2 separate regions of the Homo sapiens genome follow, and region 2 is linked to region 1. Evidence: chromatin contacts called from ENCODE Hi-C or POLR2A ChIA-PET data. All regions are on one chromosome and are shown on one strand. The core of a region is the stretch at or near the end of the contact, and the rest is flanking DNA. Distances in the headings are between cores, read along the strand shown.

Region 1 (3,379 bases), core at 419-2,918:
AGATAAGCGCCACCATGCCCGGCTAGTTTTTTGTTTTTGTTTTTTTGTATTTTTTGTAGAGACAGGATTTTGCCATGCTGCCCAGGCTGGTCTCGAATTTCTGTGGCTCAAGTAATCCTCCCGCCTCAGCCTCCCAAAGTGCTGAGATTACAGGTGTGAGCCACCATGTCCTGCTTTTATAATTTTTAAACAATCTTCTCATCTGATGTTTATGTACACAAACATTTCTGAATCATTGTTGTATGTATTAGGGAACTGTTCAACCGGTTTTATTTTCCCTTAAAGAAAGGGTGGTATGACCAAAGACAGTGATGTATACAAGATATAAGAAGGATTCAGGGCTACCGAAAAGGCACTGTAGAGTCTAGGTATGACCTGATAAGGATCTAAAATAGTACTGTTGACAGTAAAAACAGGGAAAAAGAAACTGATCCAACAATATGAAGGAAGGACCAACATGATTCAAAGTCTGATCAGGACTGAGAGGACTTAAATTAAAATGATGTGTTGTATACTAAGCCTCTGATATTAGAATGTTGCTATCATGAACAGAAACAAGAAGACTGTCACAGGCAGCCTCCTTTAAAGAAAAAATAAAGTTCTTTTTATTTCATTAATTTAATTAATTTTTAAGAGATGGAGTCTTGCTATGTTACCCAGGCTGGATTTGAACTCCTGGGCTCCACCAGTGATCCTCCTACCTCAACCTACCTAGTAGCTGGGATTACAGATATGTGCTGCCATATCCAGTTCTTTTTTTTTTTTTTTTTTTTTTTTTTTTTTTTTTTGAGACAGAGTCTTACTCTGTCTTCCTGGCTGGAGTGCAGTGGCATGATCTTAGCTCATGCAGCCAAGATCTCATGATCTCTGCAGCCTCCACGTCCCGGGTTCAAGCTATTCTCCTGTCTCAGCCTCCCAAGTAGGTGGGACTACAGGTGCATGCTACCCTGCCTGGTTAATTTTTATATTTTTAGTAGAGACAGGTTTTCTCTATGTTGGCCAGGCTGGTCTTGAACTCCTGGCCTCAAGTGATCTGCCTGCGTCAACCCTCCCAACGTGCTGGGATTACAGGTGTGAGCCACCGTGTTCAGCCCATACCTAGTTCTTAAAGTCTGTTTCAGTCATGTTAAACTTGAGGTGATGACAGGATGTTTGACAGTTGTGTGTGTGTGTGTGTGTGTGTGTGTGTGTGTGTATACACACACTACACCACACGAAAGCATTTTCTGTCCCATATAATCTAAGTTTACTAGATATTTTCTCAAATAATTGCTGCAGTTCCACAATTGTTACATTATCTGATCAGTATCCCATGGACTCCAAACTCACATTTTCAAATCAGTCTGTAGATTTCAAATAAGTCTTTTAGAGAAGATTTGAAATGGAAGATACCATTTCAAAACCTCTTTTGAATGACACTAAAGCATGTAGCAGGCCTATAGAATGAGCATACTGTCAAAAGGCATTAAGTGGAAAACCCTCCCTGCTCTGGAGGCGGGGATTGGTTCTACAAAGCCTCCTGTCATGCCAGTGGCCAACTAGAGAAGTTGGAGCTTTTTCGTTGTTTTTTTTTTTTTCCCTCCTGTGACATGTGCTTTAGTTGCAGTGGAAAGGAAATGTGTCATCTGTGGTTTGGTTTTAAAAGTGGAAAACTAGCTGCACATATCCTTTTTTACTGCAGATTTACTTTAAGGCTCATATTCTCCAAGTCTATTCTGCTTTAAAAAGAAGACAAGAAAAGAAGTGGTTTATCAAAATCACGTTATAATCAGATTTTGACCAAGCATTTTGTAAGGTAGGTCATATATATACGGCTTTTCTTATGCCTTTTCACTTCTAACGTCTGACAGATTAGTGTTCGAGGAAATGCTATCAAAGTGTGTAAGAATCTCACTAACAAACTAGAATTGTGACTGAAAATGTATACTTTTTTTTTCTGTCCTGTTACATAAATTTTAAGTTAGAAATGAAAAAATTTGCCATCGCCATGGAGTTTTAAATTAGGATTACGAAGGATCTAAGTTTGGTTTCCTCAAGTAAACTGGAAATGTTTTGTTATTTTTCAAAAGTTAAAAAATAAATTTCTCATTACTAATGCTTGGACATTACAAATTCTACTGAAAATAAATTCTACTGAAAATGATCAGATATAAGAAAACTTCTGATAACACAACCTGGCCTCCAAGGCATAAACTGGAGTAAAAACAGTCCTCAATTCTCAGGCATTTGTAAGGGCAAGAGAAAGTCTCATTTTGTCATACAGTTTGTTTATTTGGGCACTGCAGTACATCTGGCTGAAGACAATCAACAGCAGGCCTATTATCTGTTCCGTGGTAAGCACTGTTAAAATGTGTACCAATACTATGATGTATACTACACTGTTAATGAACTAATGTGAAAAGAATAATCTACTTTAAATCATTCTAGCATCTAATACAGAAGTCCAGTCTAGTATAAAAAGATGGAAATTACTTGCTAATCCAATTTCAAGTATTTCTTTTTGTGGAAGAATCATGAAATATCCAAAGATTTATGTCACTAAACTTAAAAATTAAAGCTGAACACTATTATACAAAAGCCAGTGACTTGGGCCTTTAATTGTCTACTAAAGGTCATAATCTAAAAAGTAATCTTAATCCTGGAATATTTAATAGTTTTTCCTCCCTACTATTAATATGAAATATAGTCTCCAGTTAGCATTGTTTATTACATGCTACTTTTGTTTGCATAACTCAACGTATCACATTTCTTATTTTCAATTTCTGTATTTTAATAGTATACAAATGTCAGCCAATGACATATAACAACCATTTCTTATAAAACCTTGATGTTCAAAAGCCTGACTAGCAGTGGCATCCATGTTGCTTAGGAGTTGGTTTGGAAACAAAGACTTTCAGGCCCTACCTATACTAGCTAGGTAAGAATCTGCCTTTTTTTTTTTTTTTTAAATAAAAGGACTCCTAAGTACATTTGAGAAGAATTTCTATAGCATACGTAGGGTTCTTAACCAGGCAATTTCATTTAGTAAATCTCAGGAGAACAATATAGTTTTGCTTTTAGTTCATTCAAATAAATGCTAACAATAAAATACTCCTTTCAAAAGTAGCTCAAGACAAACTGGTATATTATTATAAGATACCTTAATAATGATTATAAATCTTTCCTGCTGGGTTAGCAGTACATGGAACTGTTAAATTCTAAGATATGCCATTTCTATTTAAATCAATCATTTGGTAGATTTAAAAAATGTATAATATAACTTGTCTCCTTTTTGTACTAGTTTCCAGCAAGCTCAGGGCCAAAGCGGAAATTCAACATTTTCAATTATCTGTTGAGATGCTTATAACCTGCCACTTCATCCCAAATCATCAAGATCCTG
Region 2 (3,521 bases), core at 931-3,430, 510 kb after region 1:
CAATCCACCTGCCTCAGCCTCCCAAAATCCTAGGATTACAGGCGTAAGCCACTGTACCTGGCCAGTTTTTAATCAGTATGTTCTTGTTAGCAAATAGTTTTGTGTTTTATATATGTGGTTTTCTTTTTTGTTTGTTTGGTTATTTTTGAGGCAGGGTCTCACTTTGTCACCCAGGCTGGAGGGCAGTGGTGCAAAAACCACCCACTGAAGCCTCAACCTCTCAGGCTCAAGTGTTCCTGTCACTTTAGCCTCCCAAGCAGCTGGGACTACAAGCCATGCCACCACACACAGCTGATTTTTTGTATTTTTTACTAGAGACAGAGTTTTGCCATGTTGCCCAGGCTGGTCTTGAACTCCTGGACACAAGTGATCCGTCCTTCAAAAGTGCCGGGATTATAGGCATGAGCCACCGCACCTGGCCTCTACATATGTCTTTTTAGTAACTAAACTCTGGAGGAAAATATATCAGTCACTGTTGTTTTGGAGGGTTGTGAAGGAAATACTCCCTAAGCTTTTGGGTGGCTTAGTATTGAAATACAAACTTGATGAATTTTTGGCATTTTGTGAGCTCTTAATCATGTTAAAATTTTAAAACAGTTGCTTTGGGGTTATATTCAGCTGTAGTGGAAACTTTGTAAGTTTTGTTTTTTATTATTTATTTATTATTTTTTTTTGAGGTGGAGTCTTGCTCTATTGCCCAGGCTGGAGTGCGATGGCACTATCTTAGCTCACTGCAACCTCCGCTTCCCGGGTTCAAGTGATTCTCCTGCCTCAGCCCAGTAGCTGGGACTACAGGCGTGCACCACTACGCTTGGGTAATTTTTGCATTTTTAGTAGAGACGGGGTTTCACCATGTTGGCCAGGCTGGTCTCGAACTCCTGACCACCTGATCTTGTGATCCACCTGCCTGGGCCTCCCAAAGTGCTGGGATTACAGGCATGAGCCAATGTGCTCAGGCCAAAACTTTGTAAGTTTTAATGGTCTGTTACATTAAAGGTTTTAGTGGCAGATTATTTCAAAATATTATTGATCAACATAAACAATGTATATTACAGTTTCCTGTTTGAAATCTTGTCTGTCATTTGTATTCTTAAATCTATTTTGTTACAAATCACCACAGTTGTTTTTGCCTTGAATGACTAGGTAGCATTTGAAGCTGATTGGTTGTCCACCACACAATTCTTTACACAGGGACAGGAAATACTACGTGTTATACCAAGAAGTGTCTTTAGCCAATACATAATTTACAGATTTATCTGGGAGCTCTTTTAAAATAGTGTTCTATGGCCGAGCGCGGTGGCTCACACTTGTAATCTCAGCACTTTGAGAGGCCGAGGCAGGAGGATTGCTTGAGTCCAGGAGTTCGAGACCAGCCTGGGCCACATGATGAAAATCCGTCTCGACAAAAAATACAAAATATAGCTGGGTGTAGTGACACATGCCTGTGGTCCCAGCTACCTGGGAGGCTAAGGTGGGAGAATCACCTGAGCCCAGGAGTTCGAGGCCGCAGTGAGTTGTGATTGTACCACTGCTCTCCAGCCTGGACGACCAAGTGAGAACCTGTCTCAAAAAAAAAGTGTCCTGTAAGTACAAAACAGCATGGTGTAATGAAAGAGCATAGTCTTTGGAGTTAGACTGTTTCTGGCACTGCGAAGCCTTGGGTAAGTTGTCTTCTTTCTCTTCTTTGGTCCTCACTTTCTGAAAGTGCATTGTGAAGATTTATTGAGTTAACAGTGAACGCATGGAACCATTGGTACCACATCAAATATGAAGAAATTCACTCAGCAGTGGAGCTGCATTTTTAAATTAGTTTCATAAAGTCAAGCAAATGAACTTGATTAGTTACATGATTGGATTAAAGGTGACTAGGCTTTAAATCATGAAATATTTCAAGGAAAAGAAAATGATCCCATGGTGGTATCAAGTTTCAAATGGCAGTGGTTGGGATTCTATGAGCAAAAGGGACCAAATTTACAATGAGAGTACAGGAGGTGAATTTGGAAATTGAGTCTCATTTTTTTAGCCCTCTGTCTGTTTTGTGTTCACTTACTTCCTTTTTTCTGAGGTTCTGAAACAAAAACAAAACGTAGGCTCTGCAACAGCTGAAGGAGCTTTTGAATTCTTTCTGAAGAGGAAATTGACTTTACCTAACCAATGCACTTCCTGTGTATGCTATATCCGCTAAAGAGCAAGACAGGACCTCAGAGGCACAGTGCTCAACTGCAGAATTTCCTCTTGGCCATTCGAAATGTATTACAGCGTTCTGACACAAGGTCTTCACTTATTCTGGTATCTGTAATATGTATACAAAGCAACTGAGGGTCCTGTTAAAAATACAGATTTGGCCGGGTGCGGTGGCTCATGCCTGTAATCCCAGCACCTTGGGAGGCTGAGGCGGGCAGATCACAAGGTCAGGAGTTCGCGACCAGCCTGGCCAAAATGGTGAAACCCCGTCTCTACTAAAAATACAAAAAAATTAGCTGGGCTTGGTGGCGCATGCCTGTAATCCCAGCTACTAGGGGGGCTGAGGCAGGAGAACTGCTTGAACCTGGGAGGCGGAGGTTGCAGTGAGCCGAGTTGGCGCCACTGCACTCCAGCCTGGGCGACAGAGCAAGACTCAAAAAAAAAATATATATATATACAGGTTTGGCTGGGCGCGTTGGCTCACGCCTGTAATTCCAGCACTTTGGGAGGCTGAGGCAGAAGGATCACCTGAGGTCAGGAGTTCGAGACCAGCCTGACCAATATGATGAAACCCCATCTCTACTAAAAATACAAAAATTAGCCAGGCATGGTGGCATGCGCCTGTAATCCCAGCTACTCAGGAGGCTGAGACAGGAGAATCACTTGAACCCGGGAGGTGGAGGTTGCAGTGAGCCAAGATTGCTCCATTGCACTGCAGCCTGGGTAACAAGAGCAAAACTCCATCTCCAAAAAAAAAAAAAAAAAAAAAAAAAATATAGGTTCTAGGGGAGGAGGAGGAAAGAAAAAAAATTCATGTTCTGATTTAGCAGTTCTGGGTGGGGCCTGAGATTCTGAATTTCTAACAGTATCCCAGGGGTTGTGTTAAAATCATAAGGTATTCTCTCTTTGGTTCTTTTAGAAAGTTCTTTGAAACACACATGATTAACTGCGTTTTCACTCAACAGCATTTGTTTACCAGATGCTATGTAGATGAGGGCCCAGTTTGCAAAGATCTCATAGTTGAATGGTGAGCTGAATCAAGTGCAATTTGGGTTTATGGCCTTTCTTTCTTTTTAAAATTTTTACTTGGATTTATTTCACAGAAATTCTTTGGTAAATACAGAAATTAGTTAACAATTAATTTAGGATTTCTCTTTGTGATTTAAAGAATTATTTTACTAACTGCATAAATATTATTATAACTGCGTTAATGTCAAATGGAGAGAAAAGGGCTGGATGAGGTGGCTCACGCCTTATCCCAGCACTTTGGGAGGCTAAGGTGGGTGGATCACCGGAGATCAGGAGTTCAAGACCAGCTTGGCGAAACTTTGTCTCTA

Evidence for each region. A loop is a pair of places that touch in the nucleus more often than their neighbours do. ChIA-PET counts read pairs that join two places held with the same protein, here RNA polymerase II (POLR2A). Pooled maps may share reads with other maps.
Region 2: a loop to region 1 is called in a map of CD8-positive, alpha-beta T cell, with 7 times the contacts of the local background. The contact joins the enhancer-like site here to the promoter of EVI2A in region 1. A Hi-C loop is called at or near these places in 2 of 168 maps with a recorded cell type or tissue (CD8-positive, alpha-beta T cell and naive thymus-derived CD4-positive, alpha-beta T cell) and 7 of 50 pooled maps. POLR2A ChIA-PET finds 5 or more read pairs at or near these places in 7 of 52 experiments (CD4-positive, alpha-beta T cell, GM12878, OCI-LY7 and 4 more).

The regions. Positions count from the first base shown.
Region 1 is chr17:31,319,911-31,323,289 of GRCh38, reverse strand. It overlaps EVI2A (ecotropic viral integration site 2A), which reads left to right and starts at 1,668. Exons shown (of 2, transcript NM_014210.4): 1 at 1,668-1,795. All of the region lies in intron 36 of NF1 (neurofibromin 1), which reads right to left.
Region 2 is chr17:30,807,715-30,811,235 of GRCh38, reverse strand. The region is part of intron 1 of CRLF3 (cytokine receptor like factor 3); the gene reads left to right. Among named protein-coding and RNA genes, the nearest start is that of CRLF3, 15 kb to the left of the region's middle. Within about 2 kb of position 2,180, at least 8 of the 41 ENCODE cell types and tissues checked have a DNase peak (open chromatin) inside an H3K27ac peak, as active enhancers do; they include CD4-positive, alpha-beta T cell, CD8-positive, alpha-beta T cell, GM12878 and 1 more, where a contact is called at or near this core.